Linked DNA regions of Homo sapiens: regions 2, 3 and 4 are each linked to region 1. A link is a contact called in ENCODE Hi-C or POLR2A ChIA-PET data. All regions are on one chromosome and are shown on one strand. Each heading gives the region's core, a stretch centred on a gene start or an enhancer-like site at or near the end of the contact. The rest is flanking DNA. Distances are from core to core; before and after follow the strand shown.

Region 1 (3,672 bases), core at 407-2,906:
CTGGTTCTTCTCTCCACAATTATCAGCAAAAGCAAAGGTTTAGAAAAGAGACATTACCTTTAATATACTTAGAAACAATCTCACAGCCATTTCCTAGAATGAAAGAACATTAAAACCTTTCAATTTGATGACCAACTTAACAAGGGGTAAAAGAAATAAATGTTGGAGAACAGGAAACAGGTTCTTCCTTTTTACTCCCATACATGTTAAATACTGTTCATAGAGTCACAAAAATCGTTTACCCCTTACAGAAACCTGGAACCAGAAGGCGCTTCAGAAAGCAAGTGGTACAAAAACTTTCACCGTATAGGCAAGAAAATTGGGACCCACTGGCCGTGACTCGGCCCAGGCTACAGAGTCAAAACCAGAACCTTGACATTCTGAAATCAGGTTCATTGCTGTCATCATTGTTCCATGCTGAGAGTTTTCTTAGGAAAAAGAATAAAGTGGGGGAATCTTTCCAAAATTGTGACTATGGAGCTCGAAAGTACAGATTTAAATCTTGAGTTAACAGACCATACAGGTTTTACTTAAGAGATATTCAAGCAAACTCATTTAAATAACTCCTCCAACCTAACTCCAAAAAGGCTTTCTTGGCAGTCTTGGATCAATGGCAATTAAACTTCCAGCCTAGAGCTGGAAATAACAAACACCAAACGTAAACACCATCTTTCACATTCTCAATGTTCTCCTTGTCTCTCTACCTAGTCTGCTCTTTTCTGAAAACAACTGGGACACATTCACTCCAACTTGACTTGCCATAGGCCTAGTCTATGATAGGGTTCATAATAACATCCTTCAACATAGCGTTGCAAGAGCTGGCGCTGTTTCTTTGGGTATGGCCACAATTGCCTCTGCACCTTGTGTGTATTACACACACTGTATTCCATGCCAACGAAAGGGTAAGATATGGCTGCATTATTTAGGGCTAAGTGCTAAATAAATAATGAACAGCTAACCATTAGCAGATCTAGTAGTCGATTTCTTACCCTACTCTCTTCCTGCAATCAGCTTTCCTAACCATGCCTAGCTCCAATCTTACTGGGTAACACAGACGGTGCCAGCACAGTCAACAGCCATATCTAAGCCTTTCCTCTGGGGTCCATAAAAACAAAACTCCCGAGGAGCTGTGGGGGTGCACCGTGGCCAGGATCGTCGCCGAATACAGCCCGCACACGTCGCAGCTTTAAATAAGTAGGGCCGTGGGGCCCGGCGCTCCCTTCCATCCTTGGACGGAATGTATCTTCTCTTCCTACGCCTTCACCTCCGAGGGGTAAGGTCTCGTGAGATACAATATGCAGAGGCCAGTTTTGGGGCGAGCCGGAGGCCGGGCGCGTCTAACCTGCGGGGAAGGGAAAGCGGAGGGTAAGGCAAGGGCTGCTGTAGGCGCCAGACAACAGGGACTCTCCGAACCGGAAGTGCCCCGCGTCGCCATGGCTACAGGCGCTCCCAGCAGAACCCGTAGCGTTCCGTTCCCATGGCAACGGTATTGTCTCCTTGGCCGGACCTGGGCTGCGGAAGGTAACTGGGGACGTCGCAGGCTGTGCAGCTTTCGCGAGGCACCGCTTTGGCGCCCGGACCGAGGTGCGCCAGGGTCAGGAGGCCGACGCAGCGGGAGGAAGCCGCGCCGTCGGGCTCAGGGAGCTGGGAGGCTGGTTCCGGGGCGTGGTTTCTCCGCCTTGAGCCAGGTGCCCTTTGCGCACTCGCGCGTTCTCTTAGAGCCTCCGCGGCAGAGAGGCTCTCAGAGCTCGACCTGCGGCGTCAGGGCTTACAGACTTGCCGCAGAACCACAGCGGGAAAAGAGGAGCGATTCGTCCTTGAGGGGCTCAGGGCCGTGCGGAACGTCATAGGAACAGAGTCCGGGAGTTTGAGAGATCAGAACTCTTTGCTGTGGGCATAGTGTTTAAAGTGGAGGTTAAAAAGAGAAATTAGTGACTCTCCCTTTCTGATTTTCGGATAATGGATGCTCTGGAGCCTGGGTCAGAAAGCCACTCAGGGCTCGGTGGGAATTAGTGATTCTGGAGGGTGAAAGGAGAGGCGACTTGGTGGATGTTAACATTCAATAAGTAACTGCGTTCGATTTGGGTTTGATTTAAGCGACTGGCATAGCCTTCCTTGAGAGTTGAATTTCACAAATACTGTATTTAGAAATCACATTTTTCGTTTTGTGCTTCCGAGGTTTCTCCTATCATCTAACAGCAACAACTAAAACAGACACATGAATTTCATTTTATTGTTTTATTTTATTTTGAGACGGAGTCTCGCTCTGTCGCCCAGGCTGGAGTGCAGTGGCGCGATCTCCGCCTCCCGGGTTCAAGCGATTCTCCTGCCTCAGCCTCCCGAGTAGCTGGAACTACAGGCGTGCACCACCACAGCCGACTATATTTTGTATTTTTAGTAGAGACGGGGTTTCACCCTGTTGGCCAGGCTGGTCTCGAACTCCTGAACTCGGGTGATCCACCCGCCTCGGCTTCCCACAGTGCTGGGATTACAGGCGTGAGCCTCTGTACCCGCCTCGTGACCCCTGTACTAGAATCTGCTATTAATTAGTGAAATGACCCCGGGGGGGGGGGGGAAAGCAGAATTAACCAATACACTGGCTGTGCTTCGTTTACCACTGAGAGTTGGTTGCTTTGCTTAAATCCAACACGCCGTCAGACCTGCAAAAACAATATCTGAGTTAAGTAGGTGACCATAGTTTTGATGACCCAGGAACTGTAAATGTGCTTGCTTTGAGACATAAAGGCCAGGGATTTTGGAGAAGTAGGGTGGAGTTGAAATTAGGGGAAAGAAATTTAACTTAGACATTTAATTTGGCAAATGTCTGTTTTCCAGCGGTCTCCATATCTAAGTATGCGTAGTCTGTGGATTTAGGATGGGTTATATATTTGAGCAGTTTTAGTTTAATGTTAATAGCAAACCAGAGGGGGAAAATAGAACAGACACCCAGCCTTTTCTCTCAAAGCTGACCTTACCTGATTCTTGGTAGGAAGAAGATGCAAGCCAGCCCCATCCGTATCCCAACTGTTAGCAATGACATCGACTGGGATTTCTGCTTCCATATGTAAGTATCACAGCATTTTGACATCACAGGTACTTACTGGGCTGAAACACTGGGACCTCCTGCTTAAGGCAAACCTGGGTGAGGAGCTTTGCATGAGAAGCGTTCACGACCAGCCTGACCAACATGGTGAAACCCCGTCTCTACTAAAAATACAAAAATTAGCTGCGCGGTAGTGGCACGCGACTGTAATCCCAGCTACTCGGGAGGCTGAGGCAGGAGAATAGCTGAACCCGGAGGCAGAGGTTGTGGTGGGCTGAGATTCCATCACTGCACTCCAGTCTGGGCAATAGAGACCCTGTCTCAAAAAAAAATAAAATAAAATAAAAAAGAAGGTTGTGTTTCTGATGTGCTTTAATAATGATTCTGCTATAATATCTGTTTGTATTTACAACCTATGCATGATAGAAGATTGCTTTTTCCCGACTTAAGGAAATTTTAAAAGTTTTTAAAATAAAAATAGGTTAGTTATAACAAGATTGGCAAAATTGTAGAGAGTTAGCTATAACAAAGTTAATGAGAAAATTTTTATGAAATAGAGTAAATAAAACTTTCGTATCGTCTAATACTTATTGAGCACATACTATGTGCCAGGCTCTGTTCTAAGTACC
Region 2 (3,672 bases), core at 315-2,814, 2.5 Mb after region 1:
TGTTTTTATATCTTGTTTTCACACCTAAGGAGGCCAAAATGAGTAATGTTGTTCAAGATGATAATTGCTAATAGGCCAATCAGGTATTATAAGACACGCTCATTGGTAAGTAGCTGTAGGGAGCAAATACTATCTTTGTTTCTATCATTTCTTTGATTACAAAGCTATCAATGATTTTTATAAATAATCAGAAGTGTTCTCGGTTTACACTGCACAAATTATCCTATTTAGATTACTTTGGTTCTTGCTCACCAACAATCTTTTCTTTCTTACACTTCGCTGGTTTTCTCCAAATTCCATCTCACAAAGGGGTCACTTTTTCTAGCAACTGATGTAATTCCATAAGCCGTGGGGAGCTGGTTATAACTTAAAACTGTTAAACAAATTACTTTCCAGTCACCTATATTGTCAACACATATTCTGCCTTACTCTCCCTGTACATAAGCACTGTGATTTCCCTGTTCTCTTTCTTTATTCCACTGGTAGTTCTTTTAAGATCCTCCAGCATTTCATAACACACATCTCTACACATAATAAAGCGTTTCTTGGCCGGGTGCAGTGGCTTGCGCCTGTAATCCCAGCACTTTGGGAGGCCGAGGCGGGCGGATCACTTGAGGTCAGAGTTCGTGACCAGCCAGGCCAATATGGTGAAACCCCGTCTCTACTTAAAAAACACAAAAATTAGCCGGGCTTGGTGGCAGGCGCCTGTAATCTCAGCTACTTGGGAGTCTGAGGCAGAAGAATCGCTTGAACCCAGGAGGCGGAGGTTGCAATGAGCCGAGATCGCGCCATTGCACTTCAGCCTGGGCGAAGAGGGAACCGCTCCGTCTCAATAAATAAACAAATAAATATAAAGCAAAGCGTATCTTTAAGATAACATGCTAAATTTCCAAATTAACTTCGTTTGCTCTTACGATCTACTCAAACACTAACAGGAGAAATGAACAAATTTGGGACTTGGATCTGGAGATGCTTCTCATATGGCCTTAGCCATAAGCACTTGAGAGCGGCGAGAAGCTCATTAAGGTTGAGGTCTTTGCCTCTTTCTGCTTCAACTGGGAGCTTGCTCTTCACTCTTGCCCTCTCAAGTATCTACAATGAAGAAAGTGAGGAAAGGAAAAAACCTGAAAAGAAGCTGCTTGCTGTTCTCCAAAAATGCAGCCAACAGTGCCATAAATCTCAGCATATCCTCGCCGGGACCAACGCTGGGGATAAGTAGCAAATTAGGAAGTCAGGCGAGAGTCCTTTAGGTTGAGAAAGCAGGGTCACTATCACTCACTTGGGGCAGACACCATAAGCAGCTCGGAAAGGTCCGGGTACATGCGGTCCTCTTGCAACTGACGGTCGATGAGCCGTCCAGCATTTTCCAGAGCTTCCTGCAGGGCTGCGGCAGATGTAGAGGCCGGCATCGCCGCGCCCAACAAAGAAGACGGCATCTCGGAAATCGTAGACACCAGGGTCCAGAAAAAGTCAAAAACCAAGGAGAAACAAGAAAAGATCCAAGAAGTTAGCTTAGATCCGCCGCCTAGGGCGCGCGCGCCAAACGAGCGCCTTGGCGCCTCGACATGACGCACTTCCGCTTCATCCGGTGGGGAACTGGAAGACGCCGTTCTGGCCTGGGAAGAGGAAGCTGTTGGGAGGGGGCTAGAGGTTGTGGGTGGAGCTAGGAGGCTGCTGATGCTTTCGAGGGGGTTGAGGGTTTTGGGGTGTGGCAGGGTAAAATTAGGGTAGGTTATTTAGGGAAGGGAGGGAGGGAAAGGAAGGGAAGGATAAAGGGGAGGGAACAGGGAAGGAGAGGGGCGGGATGGGGTTGGATAGGGTGAGGAGGAAGGAGGGAGGAGGGATACGGTAGGTGGGAGCTAGGTCGTGTGTCTGGCCTAGGAGGTTGGTCAGGTTCCGTTGGTTTAAGCGCGTGCTCGACCTGAGTCTTGGAACTTCCCGCGTCGGTATCCGCTAACTGCAGCTATATGAGTTCGCGCATGAGCGCGCAGTTTGGTTCTCCAAGTAACTGCTTTTGTGAGAGTAGTTAAGAATTGGTAGGTCGCTGTCACAGAGAGGGATATAAACCAGTATCTCACTATATTCTTCGCGGGCTTCAGTGTAAATTAGAATTCATCAGGCTTTTCCATTTGCGTGTCGCTGTCTTTTGACTTTGTTGCCCCTTAGTATAAAATACGTGTTTAAGAAGAAGCTGAGTGCAGGTGGACCGCTGCCGTGCTTTTTATCGTGGCAGAGATAGCAGACAGTTCTAATTCATCTTTCCATTCCCAGCGCTAGTATAGGAACTCGTATGAGATAGGAACCCAAGAGTTCATACAATCCTAAGAAACTGAATACTTGCCTTGTGCCTGGTGCTGGGACTATCAAACTAACACAGTGTTTCCTGTCCTTAAGGTGCTTCAAGCAGAGACAAAGGGCTTCATTATAATTTTTCTATTTGGATAGGTATAAACTATAGCAGGATAGGAGAAAGCAGAGAGGTAAAAGAGGCTTCATTTACTACAGAAGGCAACCTGAGTGGGTAAATCAAAGCACTTTTTAGAAAGCTGCTCTTATTTAGAATCTCACCTAAGAAAGCTTCCAGTTATGTTCTTCAGAATTTCACAAATCAATAACTGAATTACTCTAAATTGGTCTTTTGCTATTTGAATTACATTTTTACTCCCTCAAAGACTTGACTACATTTCTGAAAATTGAAAGTTCTTTGATGTTACCAATCTACACTTAAAATTTGACATAGCCAATATACCAAGAAAAACTGGATTTTTTATCATTGGTATATAGATAGGCAGTTGGGTCTCTAGCTGTGAGTTTACTTTATTTGGTAGACCATAGATTGAAAAGTGGTGGTCTGGCACCGAGTTTGTTTTTAATTTGAGACAAAATACACAAAGTTTTCAACTCCATAAATTGGAAGATTCAACAACGTTGCTGTGATATTCCTGCATAGAAGTAAAGCTCCCCAAAGTGTAATCTAACTAACTTAATTCATTGGCATATTGCCTATGCTTTCCCACTACAACTGCTAAACCGAGTAATTTCTACAAAAGACTGCAAAGCCTTAAATACGGACTCTGGCACTTTACAGGAAAAGTTTGCTGACCTCTTCCCTAGAACAGATAATTATGAATTTTTTTGGTCTTAGGACCCCCTTGATACCCTTAAAAATTATTCAGGATTCCAGAGAGTTTTTGTTTCATGTTGGTTACATCTATTAATATTTGTGAATAACTCAAACTGAAAATTAAAATGTTTAACATTGTATTTAAAAGAGTAACAAGGCCGAGCACAGTGGCTCACACCTGTAATCCCAGCACCCAGCACTTTGGGAGGCCAAGGCAGGTGGATCACAAGTTCAGGAGTTGGAGACCAGCCTGGCCAATATGGTGAAACCCCGTCTATACTAAAATACAAAAATTAGCTGGGCGTGGTGGCGTGCGCCTGTAGTCTCAACTGTTCAGGAGGCTGAGCCAGGAGAATCACTTGAACCTAGGAGGCAGAGGTTGCAGTGAGTCGAGATCGTGCCACTGCACTCCACCCTGGGCAACAGAGTAAGACTCCGTTTCAAAAAAAAAAAAAAAAAGCATACCAAGCTTAATCCATGTTAATATAACACTTTTTTAAAATGAGAAATCACTATAGTTTCTAAAACAGGGAGAAGAATGCGATTAT
Region 3 (3,672 bases), core at 483-2,982, 2.5 Mb before region 1:
AATTTTTTAAATGTTTAAATGTTTTAAAAAGACACAAAGAGAAATTGACCACATTGCTTAAATGTGATACCACAAGGGAAGCCCGCTGAAACTTTAAGATGACCCTGACTCCACATCAAGTGCTAACAGAGGAAATGGTTTGTATTTTACAACTAGGACTAAAAATAAGACCCATTTTAAGAGCACTTTCCCCTGGAGAAAACACACATATCTTGAATTTAAAGATACATATGCAAATGCCTCAGGCCCCAGGTGGTCTTTACGGAAGCAGTCCCTGATCAGATCTCTCATCCACAGCCCACGTGCTTCTGCATTACAGAGGTGGGAAGACATCTGCAACAAATTTGGCGGTGCTTCTGCACTTCTGCTGGAGAGAAGGGCAGAAAAAAACCTTTACAGATGCAAAACAAGAAGGCTTCTCATTAGGCATTTGGATTAAGAACTATTGCTCAAGAAGCCCTGAGCAAGGCCTACAAGTTCTGATCTCTCTAACCTCCTCTCCTATGACTGTCCCCCTTGTCCATGGGCCTCTGCCATGCTGGCTTCCTTGACGCTCCGCCAACCCTTCAGACACACTCCCACCTCACGACCTTCCCGGGGGCTGTTCCCTCTACCTGGACGACTCTTCTCTCAGACCTCTCGTATCTTCAAGTCTCGGCTCAAATGCCACCTTTGCGAGGAGGAAAAAGATTTCTTTTCTTTCCCATGATATTTATCACCTCCTACTACACCGTATAATTTACTTAATTATCTATAATTCACCCCGTTTCTCCTTTCCCCCTCAAATAAGCTCCAGGAATGCAGAGATCTCTGTCCTGTTCACTGATGTCTATCACAAGCACTTAGTGCCTGACACACAGTAGGAGCTCGAGAAGTATTTTCTGAATGAATGAACAAATTTCTTGACCTGAAGATTCAGAAGAGTAAGAAGTGGGTGGAAAGGATGATGGTGAGGGGATGAGGAGAAAGAAGCGACAGCGGAGAATTCCCAAGGGAGAGACAAGCAGAGACTGGCTGAGGCCAGGCCGACCCCCTTTTCTCCCCGCAGCGCTGACGGGAGGCGGACGTAGGTGCAGGGCATCCCGCCAGCCGCACCCGAGGCACTCAGACGCAGGCAGCGGAGGCCGGCGGGCTTCTGGGCTCACTGAGAAAGTCCAGAGGCAGGACGGACCCACGCGGGCTCCGAGCAGGCCCCGTTGGGGGCTCCGACCCACGGCCCTACCCCTCCCAGCAGTGCCCACAACCCCAGGTCCTCTCCAGAATCCCCAGGGGCGTTCCGGGCCGCAATCCCTTCTCGGCTCGGGCCCCTCCACCAGCCTCCAGCGCTCGGGCCCTGCGCTCAGGCACCTGCCTGCCTGCGCCGGGGTCCCCATTCCGGCCCGCGCGGAGGCCCCAGCGCGCTCCTGCGGCCTCAGCCCGCCTGGCTGCCCCGTCGCCCGGCACAAGGGCAGGAAGCGCTCCGCGGCGCTCCCCGCTGCAAGGAAGGGGCTCCCGGCGCCCCTCGCCCCGGCCGCCCCTGCCCGACGCCCCGCCTGCGCGGCGCCCCCTCACCTCAGGGCGTACGTACGACACGAAGGAGGGCTTGGGGGCCTTGGTGCCGCCGCCACCGCCGACTACTCCTTTCCCCAGCATACCGCCGCCCTGGGAAGCAGCGACGCGCGGACGCAGAGGCGGCGGCTCGGGCTCCAGCTGGGGCAGCAGCGGCGGCCACCAGCACTAGCGGCTGGGGCTCCGCCCATCCCCAAGGCCGCGACCGCCGCGATGCCGCCCGCATCCGGCTCCGCCGCTGACACCGCTCGCCCCGCCCAGGCCCGTGGGCCCCGCCCATCCCGTGCGCGGGCCCAGAGAGCCGGGAGACCGCAACTGGAGGCCACGCCCCCCCATCACGTCAGGAGAGTTTGACCCGCCGAGATTCACCACCTTCCTGCGGCAGAGCCCGCCCTCATGCTTTCTCTGATTGGCCCGAGGCGCTGCCGGCCGAACCCCGCTCCCAACCCATTCTTGAGTGCACTTGGAGAGATGTTTCCTCCAACCAATCCAGAGAGCGTTCTCTCCGGACTTTCCAACGATTGGATGGCGAGGATAAAACCGTCGTCCAATGATCCTGCAGTCACCAAGTTGTCGTTAGCAGGGGTTCACGGCAGTCGTTTTCTTCCGTTTGCTTGTGTCTTTGGAATAAAACGTCCAAAAATGGGATGTATGGAATCTTGCTATAGGAGTTCCCAACTTACAGCGATGACGTTCAAGGTTTTTTATTTTATTATTATTTACTTTTGAGACGGAGTTTTGCTCTTGTCGCCCAGGCTGGAGTGCAATGGCGCGATCTCTGCTCATTGCAACCTCCGTCTCCCAGGTTCAAGCGATTCTCTTGCCTCAGCCTCCTGAGTAGCTGGGATTACAGGCGCCCGCCACTATATCCAGCTAATTTTGTGTGTGTGTGTGTGTGTGTGTGTGTGTGTCGTTCTGTCGCCCAGGCTTGAGTGCAATGGCGTAGTATAGGCTCACTGCAACCTCTGCCTCCCAGGTTCAAGCGATTCTCCTGCCTCAGCCTCCCGAGTAGCTGGGATTATAGGCGCCTGCCATCACACCCGGCTAATTTTTGTATTTTTAGTAGAGACGGGGTTTCACCATGTTGGCCAGGCTAGTCTCAAACCCCTAACCTCGTGATCCGCCCGCCTCAGCCTCCCAAAGTGTTGGGATTAGAGGCATGAGCCACCGCGCCATGCCGCTAATTTTTGTATTTTTAATGGAGACGGGGGTTTCACCATGTTGGCCAGGCTGGTCTCAAACTCCTGACTTCAGATGATCCACCCGCTTCGGCCTCCCGAAGTGCTGGGATTACAGGCGTGAGCCACCGCGCCCGACCTCAAGGTTTATTATTTTAAATGTAAACAAAAATGAGACAAACGATGACTCACGCCTCTAATCCCAGCACTTTGGGAGGCCGAGGCGGGTGGATCATCTGAAGTCAGGAGTTTGAGACCAGCCTGGCCAACATGGAGAAACCCTATCTCTACTAAAAATACAAAAATTAGCCTGGTGTGGTGGCGGGCGCCTGTAATCCCAGCTACTCGGGAGGCTGAGGCACGAGAATCGCTTGAACCAAGGTTGCAGTGAGCCAGGATCGCGCCACTGCACTCCAGCCTGGGTGGCAGAGCAAGACTGTGTCTCAAACAGAAAAAAAAAAGTGTCAAATCAAGTGTTAACAAGGCAGTGAGGAATAAGTTTGAGCGTTTGATAATAAAAGACTTTGTCAACTTCATTTTTCCAAACCTTTCCCTTCTTTGTGTTTCCAACAGGAAGAATATCAAGAGCCCTTAAGAGACTTCTATTTACTCTACGAAGTTATTGATAAAACCCTCATTTTTTAGTCAAGATTGCAAAGAAAATTCATTTCAGTTCTACATTTGGTGCCAAGCGTTGTTAGTTGCAGATAAATAAGATAGAATCCAGCTCTTAAGAAATTCAATCTAGTGGAAAAAAACATAAATATTTGCAGTTAATTTTTTAGGCGTCAGGCACTGTGCTAAGTACTCTCATTGGTGACCTTGATTTTTACCCTCTTAATCTCCATGTGCTCCCCCTTCCCAAATACACTCCAAGTAAATATAAAATCTTAGTGAAAACAAATGTGCTTGCTTTTGCAAACATAGTTTCAACGCAAGTCCTGCA
Region 4 (3,672 bases), core at 502-3,001, 2.4 Mb before region 1:
AGGAGTTCGAGATCAGCCTGGGCAACATAGGTCCTTTCTCTCTAAGAAAAATTATTTATTCAAAAAAAAAAAATCAAGAGCAAAAGAGACTGAACTCGGGTCTTCTGGCTCCCAATGATGCCCTTTCCATTAAACACCGTGCCTCCTGAAGTAAATCAAATGAAAAAAACTGCCTGGGTTTAACCAACATCTAACATACATAAAAAGCATATCACGCAGGAGCCGTGTGCGCTTATGGCCTGAATCAAAAGTCTCAGATTGACTCAAAAGTAACAATTTAACAATCCACTGTTGTGTTTGTCTTTGGTAAGATGTATAATGAACTACAGACTTCAGAAATGAGAGCTTCCCTTAAAGCAGGGATTTCATCCGGTGCATTACAATGACTCAGTACAATCTCACTTGCATCTTCTTCCCTCCCCACCATTCCCCGCAGGGGAAAGACCCCCGCAAGGAGAATGACAGGCCCACCTGGGGCCTAAACTCCATAGCTCAAACAAGGCTGGGCACTCATTTATCAGCACTAGAAACTTCGCACATCTTTTCCAGTCTAAGAACTACACAATTTACAGGTGGTTGGTATGTGAATCTCTCTCCTTGCAGGAAAAACTAAAGGAACCCGATGAACACAGTGACACCCGCAGTTTGTCAGCAGGACTCGCTAGCGATGGAGCGTCTGGGGAAGAAGCCCCACGGCGGAGGAAAAGGTACCCGAGACAACGACACGTTATCTGGGCTCCGGGGGTTGAAGCACCAGGCGACGACGCAGAGAGGCGTCGCACGAGAAGCCAGTGGACCTGCGACACGGCACTCCCCGTGAGGTCCCTTCAGCCACCCTCTCCATCCCCCAAGTGGGAAGAAGATGGGAGGTGGGGGCTGGACGCGCGGAGGCGGGGACTGGGGGGCCTGCCGGGCGGCGGTGGCGGCTCCGCTCGGCGGCCGCAGGAGGCCATTTTAGTTAAGGGGCCGCTGAAGGGCCCTGAGGCCTCCACGTCCCTACACCTCCGCCGTCTCTACCTCCCCCCTACTGGGGGCCGCTCCCCGCCGCGGGCCGGGCCGGGCCGGGCAAGGCGGGGCGGGGCGGGGCGGGGCGGGAGAGGCCGCCGGGCTGGGCCGGGCCAGGCCTGCAGCGGGCCGGGGCTCTGGGATGGCTGGGGACGGGCGCGGGGGCGTCGCATCGACAGGATCCGGACCGAGGGGAGAGCAAGGGGCGAACAGAGAGAAGGCAGGATGCCGTTACCTATATTGGGCCGCAGCCGCCGCCGCCGCCGCCCCGCTGTGGGTGAATCCAAAGTAGTTGCCGGTCGCCATTTTGGCATCTTCCCCCAGCCGGCTGGGCACTGCGGCGGGCACGAAGAGTCGGGTCCCATGGCGGGACAAGAGACACAGAGGAGCCGAGACGCCGAGGGAGGGCAGGGAGAGAAAGAGAGAGGCGCCGTGAGAGCAGCCCTGGCGGGGCCCAGGCCGCGGCCGCGCCGCCTCCCCCTCCCGCCTCGCACTCCCTCACTCACTCGCACGCCCGGGTGGCGGCCGCCGCCTCCTCCCCGGAGCCTGCCCCAACCCCCGCGGCTCCCCGCTGCCCGGGGCCAGGGAGGGGGCCGGGCAGAGGCCTCGCGGGCCACATTAGACTCACCATAGGTGAAAGAAACTACAGGGCATATGGGAATCATGGGCTCGGGCTGCTGCTGCTGAACTCTGAACTCTCACCCGCTGCCTCCCTCCTCTGCCCCGCTCCTCCTCAGCGGAGAACAGACCGCCGCCTCCGACCGCACTGCGCAGGCGCGCCTGTGCTCGGCATCCTGGGAGCTGTAGTCCCCGCCGTCTTCGCGGCTCCCCCGGGCGCGTGCCGGGGCCTCGGCGGTGCGGGCGCGGGGAAGCCCGCGGGGGAAGAGGGGCCTGGCCTTCTCCGAAGTGGTGGTGACGCCGCGCGGCCGCGGGGCGACGGGGGCGTGTGCCAGAAGCGCCTCGCCTGTCCTCTGGGGAGTCGGGGAGCGTGACCAGAGAGAGTGACGTCTGTTCGCCTTTTTCTTTGCTTTCCACTGGCTTCCTTAACTTTTGCATGTGCACTTATTCCCTGCCTCCCTGTCTTCCTCGCTCATTAATTTTTCATTGGAATTCGAGCTGGGCAATTTAGGATTTTTCCTTATTTCCTGCTTTCCCGCAGCTTTTCCCCAACCTCTGAAGTGCGGAGGGAGGGAGAAGGAGAGGAGAGAAATAGAAAAAGGATGGAGAGTGCTTTTCTGTTGGACTAAAAGCACACCCTAAACATCCCTCCCGGACATACCTCTTGCTATACCCTTTCCTCGACCTGCACCCACTCCCTGAGCCATCCGGCGTATATCGGTCACCCAGCAGGGTGTCAGGCAGTGTTGTAGGTGCTGGAGATACGGCAGAGAACAAAACAAAGTCCCTGTTCCCGTGGAGTTTACGTTCTAGGAGCGGGTATATGTCAGCCAACAGCCGGTAGCCAAAACACAGAAATTCTGTCTGATGGTGACTGGAGCTTCAAGCATAAATAAAGCAGAGTAAGGAAAATAAGGGTAAGGGAGGTGCTATTTCATGTAGAGTGTGGTTAGGGAGACCACTTGAAGGAAGGAAGGACAGGCCTGGGAGATGCCTGCAGGAAGAGCAGCAAGTGGAAGGGTCCAGATGAAGGAATGAATGTTCAAGAGCAAGAAGATCAGTCTGGCTGGAGTCAAGTGAGAGGGAGACCAGATCACGTGCCAGATCTTTAGTGGTAAGGACAGAACAGTACTTGCCCCCATGTAAGCATTTCCTCTTTCCCTCTGTTTCCTCGCTTTCTTCCCTTTAGTTTCTCAGTTCGTTTTCAACCATTCTCTTTCCTCTTCCAGTCCCTCTTCTGATCGTCTAGTTTCTCTGGCCTTATGTTTCGTGTCTTCCATCAAGTACATATGTACTGCCTGCATTTCACCTCTTCCTTACCTTCTCCATGCCCATCCCCCAGACTCCCTGCTCCTCATCTCTCCTCATTGTTGGATATGAACATTAAAAGGAAATGCTGGCCGGGCGCGGTGGCTCACGCCTGTAATCCCAACACTTTGGGCGGCCGAGGCGGGTGGATCACGAGGTGAGGTCAGTGGCCAACATGGTGAAACCCCGTCTCAAAAAAAAAGAAAAAAAAAAAAAGCCGGGCGTGGTGGCGGGCGCCTGTAGTCCCAGCCACTCAGAAGGCTGAGGCAGGAGAATCGCTTGAACCCTGGAAGCAGAGGTTGCAGTGAGCCGAGATCGCGCCCCTGGACTCCAGCCTGAGCGACAGAGCGAGACTCCGTCTTAAAAAAAAAAAAAAAAAGGAAAGGAAAAAAAAGAAATGCAAAGGGTGAATCAGAACCCACCCATGAAATTCAGGGCTTTGTCCTACTTTCTTGTGCCAGAGCAGAAACAATGCCTCAATTCTTTTTTGTGCCAACCTTGCTCCCCACGCCTCCTACAAAAGTACAGGCTCTCAGAACCTGTCTGATTTGTCCTGTTACTCATTTCAGAAAGAGAAAATGTAGAACCTTGGAGAAAAGTTAAGTGTCATTATTTTTGAGAATACTGATGTTTTCCCAGGCAAAAGTTATTTGTGCCCCAAGGATGTTGCTAGGAAGAAATACCTCCTACACATAGGACATTAGAACTGTATTTTAAAGGTATTTTGCCTTGAACTTCATT

The links. Hi-C counts contacts between places; a loop is a spot of excess contacts on that map. ChIA-PET counts read pairs that join two places held with the same protein, here RNA polymerase II (POLR2A). Pooled maps may share reads with other maps.
Region 2: a map of CD8-positive, alpha-beta T cell shows a loop between it and region 1 (9-fold over the local background). The contact joins the promoter of NUP155 here to the promoter of TTC23L-AS1 in region 1. A Hi-C loop is called at or near these places in 2 of 168 maps with a recorded cell type or tissue (CD8-positive, alpha-beta T cell and naive thymus-derived CD4-positive, alpha-beta T cell) and 9 of 50 pooled maps. POLR2A ChIA-PET finds 5 or more read pairs at or near these places in 1 of 52 experiments (T-cell).
Region 3: a map of CD8-positive, alpha-beta T cell shows a loop between it and region 1 (12-fold over the local background). The contact joins the promoter of MTMR12 here to the promoter of TTC23L-AS1 in region 1. A Hi-C loop is called at or near these places in 3 of 168 maps with a recorded cell type or tissue (CD4-positive, alpha-beta T cell, CD8-positive, alpha-beta T cell and naive thymus-derived CD4-positive, alpha-beta T cell) and 7 of 50 pooled maps.
Region 4: a map of naive thymus-derived CD4-positive, alpha-beta T cell shows a loop between it and region 1 (8-fold over the local background). The contact joins the promoter of ZFR here to the promoter of TTC23L-AS1 in region 1. A Hi-C loop is called at or near these places in 1 of 168 maps with a recorded cell type or tissue (naive thymus-derived CD4-positive, alpha-beta T cell), 1 of 37 single-sample maps with no recorded cell type and 7 of 50 pooled maps.

The regions. Positions count from the first base shown.
Region 1 is chr5:34,837,676-34,841,347 of GRCh38, forward strand. TTC23L-AS1 (TTC23L antisense RNA 1) reads right to left here and starts at 1,657. Exons shown (of 2, transcript NR_183259.1): 1 at 1,508-1,657; 2 at 1-1,342. It overlaps TTC23L (tetratricopeptide repeat domain 23 like), which reads left to right and starts at 1,489. Exons shown (of 11, transcript NM_144725.4): 1 at 1,489-1,584; 2 at 2,990-3,064. The coding sequence starts at 2,997. RefSeq lists an enhancer at 1,779-1,888.
Region 2 is chr5:37,369,542-37,373,213 of GRCh38, forward strand. NUP155 (nucleoporin 155) reads right to left here and starts at 1,565. Exons shown (of 35, transcript NM_153485.3): 1 at 1,280-1,565. The coding sequence starts at 1,436. RefSeq lists enhancers at 1,238-1,347, 1,468-1,557.
Region 3 is chr5:32,311,207-32,314,878 of GRCh38, forward strand. MTMR12 (myotubularin related protein 12) reads right to left here and starts at 1,733. Exons shown (of 16, transcript NM_001040446.3): 1 at 1,552-1,733. The coding sequence starts at 1,632. RefSeq lists silencers at 1,062-1,201, 1,272-2,061 and an enhancer at 2,152-2,201.
Region 4 is chr5:32,442,989-32,446,660 of GRCh38, forward strand. It overlaps ZFR (zinc finger RNA binding protein), which reads right to left and starts at 1,752. Exons shown (of 20, transcript NM_016107.5): 1 at 1,634-1,752; 2 at 1,241-1,340. The coding sequence starts at 1,670. RefSeq lists silencers at 795-1,134, 1,365-2,054 and an enhancer at 846-1,403.